Linked DNA regions of Homo sapiens: region 1 is linked to region 2. Evidence: read pairs that join two places in POLR2A ChIA-PET (ENCODE). Cell type or tissue: Panc1. All regions are shown on one strand. Each heading gives the region's core, and the rest is flanking DNA. Links, peaks and the distances in the headings are about the cores only.

Region 1 (5,380 bases), core at 221-5,220, 300 kb after region 2:
GGGTAAGGCTTACAAAGAGCCTGGGACAGTGCCTGGTGCTTAAAGAATGCGGCTTTTGTTGTTATCCTCATTCTGGAGTATGTGTGAACGGTGAGCTCCCTGTCTCTGCCCCACTTTGCTCCTAGAGGGGGGACAGTGCCTTTTTTCACTTGGTGTCTTCCATAGAATCTCTGTGGTCTTCTCTTTTGGTCTTCACAGCCAAAGAAATTGCAGGCTTCTGTTTGTCAGGAGGATTCTGACAGTGACTCTACCAAGAAGTCAAAGGATGCCTAGAGCTGGCGATTAGCTCCCTTGGCACCAGCTGAAGGATGAAAGCAAGTGTTCTTGGAGCTCATGCTTGAAAATAAACCCTCCAATTCAGGGCTTCTCAGCTCCCTTGGCAAACTCTCCAGCATTTGGGTCCCTGGCTTTGGACACTGCAACGTCCTTACTATGTTTGGTTTGTGCAAAGGTGCCCAACATGGTGGCTTCCTGGCCTGGAATATTCTGTTGCTCTTCCTTGATACTCTCTAGAGCAACAGGAAGTCCTTCTCCTGAGAGATGCATTTTCCAAACCTGAGGCATCTTATTCTTTCTTCTGATCTCAGCCTTCCATTTAGATTTCATCAAAGGAGAAAGAAGTAGAGGACTTACTTACCAAGGTGTGGTATATCCAGAGTAGGAAACAGATTAGAAATGAATGCAATCCATAGAAAGCCAAACTGCTTCACATCCTGTCCCCTCACAGGAAAGCATTCAGACAGAACCACAGACCAGCAGCCACAAGGAATGCTTTTGACACTGTGACATGATCTCAATATTTAAAACAGCTTCTCAAAACTTAAAGTGCAGGATTTCATTCATAAAACACAACAAGCTTTCTCTGAATTTTTTCTATATCTCATATATCAGGCAGCAGGCCCCTGTTCCCCAGCTTCTCCCAAATATCCCTCCAAATGTGTCCTGAGCCGCTCTTGCCTCCTTGACCTGCGTTCTTACCTTTCAGATCTAGTTTCTTTCTAACTAAGCCTTTCCAATGGAAACCATACTCACCTTCCTGGCTTCCCTTGTTTGGTGGCCCTCCCGGAACCCTAAGCAGCACAGTAAGCAAGCAGGTGGACAAAGAATCGGTGTTGGAATACTAGTGGGGAGAAAGGCTGTGATGGTATTTGCATCTGCACTTTGCCGCATGGCATTAACACAGTGGATGTCACAAGGCTCGGGGAGAAGCGGTCTGATGGTAGCTTTTAATAGGCAGAACATCTGAGAAGTCACGTGAGAAGACCTTCCGTGCAAGAACACAGCAGTCCCTGCATCTGCAATAGCGCTCGTCTCATTTGACACTGTAGGAAATTCCATGCTTTATACCTTACAGGGTGGGGTCGATGGTTTAATAACTCACTACATGCTGGGGCAAGCAACCAGGGTCCCTGGGTATTTTCTATAGCTGATTTCATCTTGATCTTAAGCCTCTATCAGCCAAAAGAGAAGGGAGAAAACTCTACACCTTCCCCATAAAAGAAAGCTGTGTCTTTTTGCTTAAGTGGCCTTTTTGGGGTGAATGCTCAGCATTTCAGGGGCACTCCTCATTTTCTTAACCAAGAAGTCACAGAGGTCGCCCCACATAGCAGGGTGGAGTGTGGAGTGTGAGCCTTATCATGTGCTGGTGCATCCTTTCTCACCCCAGTCTATGGCTGAGGGTGCTGTGGTCCCTTCTTCTGGCACCGTGGGGAGTCATGATAACCCTACTCCACCTTCTGCCCTTCCACATTCGGCCAGTGCCGTGTCCAGACCCCAGCATATCCCTTTCTCTGCTTCTACTGAGAGGTCCTCGCACGCCTGCTTCCTAGTAGAGCCTCTGACTCCCTATTCTTAGCCACCCTCTACATCCCCCTCTGGGAGCTTATGGGCACTTTCAGACGCTGCTTTTGCACTCTATTTCTGGATTCTCTCTGCTTAACCTCACCATACCAGCATTTCTGGGCTCACCTGGCTGCCCCATGCTGGTGCCAGGCCACTAAGCAAAGCGGGCTTCCAGAAAAGGGAAGGGACTTTGTACAGCCTCTTCCCAGTTTCTTTGACCCATCTTTCCAGACCTCAGCTCAGGGTTGTGGGGGAACTGGACATCTTCCCCTCTCCCCTAAGTCTCATCCACTCTGAATTTCTCCCCTGTGGTTCAGAAGAGCATGCTTTTCCCTTCTTGTTTAAGATAACTTATCACTATGTTAGACCCTCCTTCTCAACTTCCCTAGGTCACATGTGGGAGCTACCTACCCATTCCTTTCTTGGAATATCAAACCTCAATGTGGCCTTAATGGCAGATAGGACATAGATGGAAGATCTTGCTTACCACAAAAAGTGAAATATATCAGAAAATATATTGACACCATTTATTTCACTTACAACATGCCTGCTCTTGTCATTATGGAGACAGGTAAGGCAGATAGCATTTTCTTACTTTACAGCTGAGAAAATGAGGCTCAGAGAGGTTAAGAGACCCAGCAAGGTCACACAGCTTGTGGGGGGCATAGTCAAGAAGAACATGTGAGCGTTTGGACTCTGTAAGAGTATTCTTTCTGTGGCCCTGGGCCACCTCCCCTGCTAGGGCTCTCTTTTCCTCCATGGGACTGTGAAGTCAGCCACAGGGCACCGTCAGCTCCGCCAATCTGCTCCCTTGTCTCTTAAAGTGATTATAAAGTAGAAACGATGAAATCCACAGCTGCAGGAACAGTAGGAATTCTGCCTCAAATAGGCATGAATCCTGGAAGCCAGCATTTAATGCTGAAGTCACTACGAACTTCATTTAATCTTTTTTTTTTTTTAAGAGATCGCCAGCTATGAATGTCTGGAAGGTGGCCAACGATCCATTATAAGCACTAAATAATTTGTAAGTCAAACCTATCGATGGCAATGTGGTGTCAAAATCACTCAACAGTGTTCATTGAAAAGACAAATCAGTTATGCCTGGGCCTCTGCAAAGGTGGTTTGGGAAGGCAGCAGATGGTCATGTAAGTATGCGTAAACATATATATTTAATGGACTGCAGAAGGAACAAAAACTGGCATAATAATTGAGGAATCTTTTGGACTCTACAATTTTTCTTGCTGGGAAACCTGCCCAGCCAAGAATCCACAAGGCCTGTGAATCAAGTCGGCACCCTGTCCTCATCCACTGAGCTTATGAAAAAATGAGGGTTTGACTGCTGATAGCAAAGGTTCCAAACCTACTGAGACCTCCCTTCTGCATAATGCTTTTACCTGAGAGGAGAAGATTTTATACCCCCACTCCACTGCCTCCTCCGAGCCCCTTCATCTTGTTCCTGGACTTCTACAAAACCTGCCTAACCAGACTCCCAGACTCCACTCTGCCCCTCTATAATCTATATTCAAGGACAAGCCAGGGTGGTCTTTTGAGAACCAAAGTCAGATCATGTTATGCCTCTTGCTCAAGCCTGTCTTCTCTGGTTTACCATTGTATGTAGAATAAAATTCTTAATTTCGTATGATGGCCAACACAGCCCTCCCTGTTTTGAACACTGTCTACTTCTCCAACTTCCTTCTTTTTCTTTTTTCTTTTTTTTTTTTCCTCCGAGACAGAGTTTCACTCTGTCGCCAGGCTGGAGTGCAGTGGTGCAATCTTGGCTCACTGCAACCACCGCCTCCCGGGTTCAAACCATTCTCTGCCTCAGCCTCCCGAGTAGCTGGCACTACAGCTACCACACCCAGCTAATTTTTGTATTTTTAGTAGAGATGGGGTTTCACCATGTTGGCCAGGATGGTCTCGATCTCTTGACCTATGATCCACCCGCCTTGGCCTCCCAAAGTGCTGGGATTACAGGCGTGAGCCACTGCGCCCGACCTTCTCCAACTTCTTTCATACCTTTGCCCAACTCTCTCCCTAAGCCTTGACCTCTTCCTGGCCTTTTTGCTGTTACTTGAATAGGTCAAGATGTCCCTGCCTCCGGCCCTTTGCTCAAGCTTGGCCTGAGTGTCCCGCTTTCAACTTTGCACATCATTCAACTCTAATCTCAAATGTCACCTCCCAGAGAGGCCTTTCCTAACCAGTCATTCTCTGTTGTATTACTGTGTTTTGTTTCTATTACCGCGTAACTCCTAAAATATTTACATGATTACTATCCATCTTTCTAATCTACAATAGAAAGTTCCAGAAAGCAGGGACTTGGTCTTATTCACAGCTATATCAATGGTACCTAGAGGGTCACTTGTCTCATGGCTGGCATCCTCATGAAACTTGTTTATTGACTGGGCTACTCCTTTCTTCCCCAAAACTGATGGTCTCCTTTACCAGTTGAGCAACAACCATATTGAAGTTTACCAGTGATCCAATCATTTGTTTTTGTAAAGTCATCTGTTTAACAAGAATTTACTAATTTCCTACCATTTTCCAGCCCATATGCTAGGCATGAGGGCCACAGAGCAGCCTCTGACCACCAAGAATTCAAGATCTGGAAAAGTCCATGATACCTGTTCAATGTGGGAAGAACCAGAACAAATGTGTGCATTGTGTACTCAGATAATGGGACCCCCTAGGCCAGGGGTTTCCAGGGAGGCCTTCAGAAGGAGATAGACCTTGAGCTGTACCTTGGAGGATGTGTAGGAGTTAGGCAAACAGGGGCTTGAAGTATTCTAAGCGTAGGAAAAGCAAATATTCAGAGCCCAAGAGAGGCTGGCAGACGTCGTTCCGCATGCCTGGGGTAAAGGATTCCCTGTAGGAGAGGCAGACGGGTTGGAGTGGGACTGGCCTTTGTAATATTAAGGAGCTTGGACTTTACTTTGAAATAATTATAAACTCGTAAGAAGGGGAGGGACTTAGGGTTGCGTTTTGGGAAGATCACTTTGGCCATGAGGGAGAGGATGTATCGGAGGAGAAAACAAAGGAGACAGAGACCTGAATTGCCTGGACAAGAGGGGTGTAATAGTTTCCTAGGGCTGCAGAAACAAATCACCACAAAGTGGGTGGTTAAAAGCAATGGAAATGTATTCTCTCACAGTTCTGCAGGATAGAAGTCCAAAATCCAGGTGTGGACAGGGCCAGGCTCTCTCCAAAGCCTCTAGGGAAGGATCTTTCCTTGCCTCTCCCAGCTTCTGGTAGCCCGCCCCCAGTATTCTTTGGTTTGTGGCCGCATCATCCCAATCTCCGCTTCTATCTTCACATTGCCACCTTTTTTTTTTTTTTTTTTTTAGTGTCTCTCTCTTCATATGGCATTTTCCTCCTCTTATTGGAACACCAGTCATGTTGGATTAAGGCCCACACTAATAGCCTCAATTTGACTTCATCTGCATAGACCCTATTTTTTTTTCTTTTCTTGAGAGAGAGTCTCACTCTGTCAACCAGGCTGGAGTGCAGTGGCATGATGTTGGCTCACTGCAACCTCTGCCTC
Region 2 (5,380 bases), core at 224-5,223:
TCAGGTGATCCGCCCACCTCGGCCTCCCGAAGTGTTGGGATTACAGGCATGAGCCACCATGCCCAGCCAAAACACTTGTTTTAAGAAACAGCTGTATTAGTTTCCTGGAGCTTCCAAAACAAAGTACCACAAACTGGGTGGCTTAAACAACTCAAACATATTGTCTCACAGTTCTGGAGGCTGGAAGTCCAAAATCAAGGTGTCAGCAAGGGTGGTTCCTTCTGAGGGCTGTGAGGGAAGATCTGTTCCAGGCCTCTTTCCCACCTTCTGGTGGCCCCAGGCATCCCTTGCTTATAGATGACACTCTCCCTATGTCTTCATATCTCTCCCTTCTGCATGTGTTTGTCTGTATCCAAATTCCTGCCCCCCTCCCCTTTTTTTCAAATCCTGACTTTGCCACTTGCCAGCTATGTGTGTGCCCTGGGCAAGTCACTTCATGTCCTCGAGTCTCAGTTTCCTCATCTGTAAACTGGGCAGAATTAAGAATACCTATTTCACAGTATCGTTGTGAGAAGAAATGAAATAATGTATAAAGTTCATGGCACAGAACCTGGCATGTAGCCAGTGCTCTAAAAATGGCAGATGTTATCATTTTTAATGGTTTTTTCTTTTAATCCTTATGAGAACCACCTAGGGCAGGTTATTATTATCCCCATTGTACTGATGAAGGAATGGGTTCAGAGAGGTTGAGTAACTTGCCCAAAGTCACATAGCTAGTGATTCAGTTATAGAACTAGAGTTCAAATCTGTATTTGTTCCTTAACACCCACTACCAAGGTAAGACTCCTACGAGCTGCTTTCTGTAAAGGGCAGAGTTGTAATCTTTTCTCCTTGGGGCTGGATCCACTTACAGGAAGCTTTCTATGGCTGGCAGATTTTTTTTTTCTTTTTGTTGTTGCTGTTGTTGTTCTGTTTTTCCTTTTTTTAAATTTTGTTTTATTTATTTATTTATTTATTTATTTATTTTGAGACGGAGTCTTGTTCTGTCACCAGGCTGGAGTGCAGTGGCGCGATCTCAACTCACTGTAACCTCCGCCTCCCAGGTTCAAGCAATTCTCCTGCCTCGGCCTCCTGAGTAGCTGGGATTTACAAGCGCCCGCCACCACGCCCAGCTAATTTTGTGTATTTTTACTAGAGACGGGGTTTCACCATGCTGGTCAGGATGGTCTCCATCCCTTGACCTCATGATCCACCCACCTCAGCCTCCCAAAGTGCTGGGATTACAGATGTGAGCCACCACGCCCAGCCTGTTTTTAATTGTATAAACATATGGGGTACAATTGTAATGTTGTTACAAGCATAGATTGTGTAGTGGTCTAGTCAGGGCATTTAGGGTATGCATCACCTGAATAACATACATTGTACCTAACACACATTGTACCCGTTAAGTAATTTCTCTTTATCCACCTTCCTCTCACCCTCTCACCCTTCTGACTCTCCATTGTCTGGCATTCCACTCTCTCCTTCCACGTGTACACATTTTTAGCACCCACTTTGAGTGAGAACATGCAGTATTTGACTTTCTGTGTCTAACTTGTCTCACTTCAGATAATGACCTCCAGTTCCGTCTATGTTGCTGCAAAAGACATGATTTCATTCTTTTTATGGCTGAATGGTATTCCAGTGTGTAAATGTACCACATTTGCTTTGTCTAATCACCTGTTGGTAGACATTATGTTGATTCCATATCTTTGTTATTGTGAACAGTGCTGTGATAAACATGCGAGTGCAAGTATATTTTTGATGTATTGATTTATTTTCCTTTGGAGTGATACTCAGTAGTGGGACTGCTGGATCAATGGTAGTTCTATTTTTGCTACTTTGAAAAATCACCATACTATGAATAGAGTTCATACTATGGGTAGATGTTGTATTAATTTACATTCCCACCAACAGTCCAACAGTGTTCCCTTTTCTCTGCATCCTCACAAACATCTGTTTGGTTAATTTTTTTTTGTCTTTTTAATAATAGTCATTCCATCTGAAGTAAGATGATATCTCATTGTGGTTTTAATTTGCATTTTTCTGATGATTAGTGATGCTGAGCATTTTTTCATATGCCTATTGGCCATATGTATGTCTTCTTTTGAAAAATGTCTATTCATATCCTTTTCCCACTTTTTAATGAAATTGTTTGGGTTTTGTTGTTGTTGTTGAGGCCCTTGTATATTGTGGATATTAGTCTCCTGTTGAATAAATAGTTTGTGAATGTTTTCTCCAATTCTGCAGGTTGCCTGTTCACTCTGTTCATTTTTTTTTTTTTTTTTTTTTTTGCTATGTAGAAGCTTTTTGGTTTAATTAAGTCTCATTTAGCTATATTTGTTTTTGTTGCCTGTGCTTTTGAGGTCTTATTCATAAATTATTTGCCTATATCAGTGTCGAGAAGAATTTTCCCTAGGGTTGCTTCTAGTATTTTTATAATTTCAGGTCTTACATTTCAATCTTGAATCCATCTTGAGCTGATTTTTTATATGGTGAGAGATAGGAGTGGTTTCATTCTTCTGCATATGGATATCCAATTTACTCAGCACCATTTATTGAAAGGGGCATCCTTTTCCCCATGTATGTTCTTGTCTGCTTTGTCAAAGATCAGTTGGATGTAAATATGTGGCTTCATTTATGGGCTCTCTATTCCTTTCCACTAATCTGTCTATTTTTATATTGGTACCTTGCTGTTTTGGTTACTACAGCCTTGCAAAATAATTTGAAGTCAGGTTATGTGATGCCTCCAGCTTTGTTCTTTTTGCTTAGAATTGCTTTCGCTATTCAGGCTCTTTTATGGTTTCATATGAATTTTAGAATTATTTCTTCTAATGCATGAAAAAATGAAGTTGGTATTTTGATAAGAATTTCACTGAATCTGTTGATTGCTTTGGGCAGTATGGTCATTTTATTGGTATTAATTATTCTAATCCATGAGCATGAAATGTTTTCCATTTGTTTGTGTCATCTACAATTTCTTTCATCAGTGTTTTGTAGCTCTCCTTGTAGAGATTTTTCACCTCCATGGCTAAATTTATTCCTAGGCATTTTATTTTCTGTATCCATTGTCAATGTAATTGCTTTCTTGATTTCTTTCTCAGCTAGATCACTATTGGTGTAAAAAATGCTACTGATTTTTGTACATTGATTTTTATATCCTGCAACTTTACTAAATTCATATATCAAATCTAGGAATTTTTTGGTGATGTCTTCAGGTTTTTTCCATTTTATTTCTATTTATTTTATTTTATTATTTTTTTAGAGATGGGGTCTTGCTCTGTTGCCCAGGTTGGAGTGCAGTGGTGAGATCATAGCTCACTGCAGCCTTGAACTCCTGGGCTCAAGGGATCCTCCCATCTCAGCCTCCCAAGTAGCTGGGACTATAGGCATAAGCCATCATGCCCAGCTAATTTAAAAAAATTTTGTTTTAGAGACAAGGTCTTGCTGTGTTGCCCAGGCTGGTATCAAACTCCTGGCCTTAGTGATCCTCTTGCTTGAGCCTCCTGAATCTGAAATTACAGTCACAGTCACTGCACCTAGCTAGGTTTTTCTAAATATAAGATCATAACATGAGAAAACAGGGAGAATTTGACTTCCTCTTTTCCAATTAAAGTGCCTTTTATTTCTTTGTCTTGCCTGACTTTTCTGGTTAGGACTTGTAGTCCTATGTTGAATAGGAGTGGTAAAAGTGGGCATCCTTGTCTTGTTTTAGTTCCTAGAGGAAATATATTCAACTTTCCCCATTCAGTATGATGTAGGCTGTGGGCTTGTGATATATGGGTTTTATTATGTTGAAGTATATTCCTTCTATGCCTAGTTTGTTGAGAGTTTTTATCATAAATGAACGCTGAATTTTATCAAATGCTTTTTCTGCATCTATTGAGATAATCATGTTTTTTGACCCTACTTCTGTTTATGTAATGTATCACTTTTATTGGTTTGCATATGTTGAAGCATACTTGCATCCCTAGTATAAAACTCACTTGATCGTGGTGCATTCTCTTTTTTGATAGGCTGTTAGATTTGATTTGCTAGTATTTTGTTGAGGATTTTTGCATTTATGTTAATCAGGGATATTGGTCTGTAGTTTTCTTTTTTTGTTACGTCCTTCTCTGGTTTTGGTAACAGGGTGGATTTACTGGCCTTGTGGAATAAGTTAGGGATAAATCCCTCCTCTTCAATTTTTTGGAACAGCTTCAGGAGGATTAGTCTTAGTTCCTTGTACATTTGATGGAGTTTGACTGTGAATCCATCTGGTCCTGGGCTTTTCATCAGCTTTGGACAAGAACAAATTTTCCCTTTTTATAAGAACACCAGTCATATTAGATTAAGACCCACCCTTATGACCTCACTTTAACTTATCTGCAATGACCCTATTTCCAAATAAGTTTCATTCACAAATACTGGAGTTAAGGACTCTAATAATATATTTTGTGGGGGACACAATTCTACCCATAATACAGCCCATGCCTTGCTCCCAACTTCTGGTTAACATCAGACCTGCACAAACTTTCCTTGGTTAATAGATTTCTTGAGCCTTCAGTTTTCTGACTCTAATTTAGGTCTGTGTGCCTTCCAGGCACATTCCTCAGTACTTCCTACCTGGAGAAGAATAAGGGACTACTGCAGCTTCCTGCAGGAGTTCTCTCCAGCAAAGAAAGGCCTCAAAGACATCTTCCTAGAGATTATTGTCAGACAGCTATTGCATGGAGAAGCAGCAGAGCTGGGAGGACCCTCAGGGGTCATATGGCCATTTTACAGAGGAATGGACTGGGTCCCAAAACAATTAAGTCATTCTTGTCCAGGTATGTGTCAGAACCAGGCTGCCAACTCAGTCTTCTCATTTGAAGTCTGGTACTTTTCTCATTCCACTTAAGACAAGCTCAGCTCTGTCCTAGACATTATAAGGGAATCAAAAAAATATATAATATTTCATTGAGTTAAAAATGCACATATTTCACATTTTTGAATCTCCAAAATAGAGATGCTATTTCCATTTGATGGCATGTCTAATCGGCAGCATTTTCTCTTTTTTAGTAGAACATAACAACAAACACACTTCTCACTTGGGAGTCTTAAGCCCAATAAAATTTGGTTTAAGGAGTATCCCCAACCTCTAGGGAGTCTCACATCTAATTTGGAAAATGAGATTGTGTCATTTAGTGTCACAAGAAAGTGTAAGACAGAACATAATTGAGATGTATGCATGAACAGCTTTGACTTATAGAAGGCAATACAAAGACTGAAAATTCACTACCACTTCTTTTCCTGAACCCTTCCCATGACTTCCTCTTGCTCTTCATATTAAGGCAATCTCCTTACTTGGGCTTCAAGTCCTGGCATGCCCTGGATCTTGCTAGTTTCCATTCTCATCTTTCAGCACACATCTTTACTCACT

Evidence for each region. Peaks named below come from ENCODE experiments on the same cell type or tissue, not always from the same donor. Only the 100,000 strongest peaks of a DNase experiment are listed, where the experiment ranks them.
Region 1: POLR2A ChIA-PET joins it to region 2 with 6 read pairs; 3 of 35 experiments call an interaction of 5 or more read pairs at or near these places.

Annotation. Positions count from the first base shown.
Region 1 is chr5:169,054,018-169,059,397 of GRCh38, reverse strand. The region is part of intron 4 of SLIT3 (slit guidance ligand 3); the gene reads left to right. Among named protein-coding and RNA genes, the nearest start is that of SLIT3-AS1, 43 kb to the right of the region's middle. In Panc1, for the core only: no CTCF peak of the experiment used is centred there; no DNase peak of the experiment used is centred there.
Region 2 is chr5:169,356,339-169,361,718 of GRCh38, reverse strand. No RefSeq gene overlaps it. Among named protein-coding and RNA genes, the nearest start is that of SLIT3, 58 kb to the right of the region's middle. In Panc1, for the core only: no CTCF peak of the experiment used is centred there; no DNase peak of the experiment used is centred there; H3K27ac peaks cover 1,272 bases.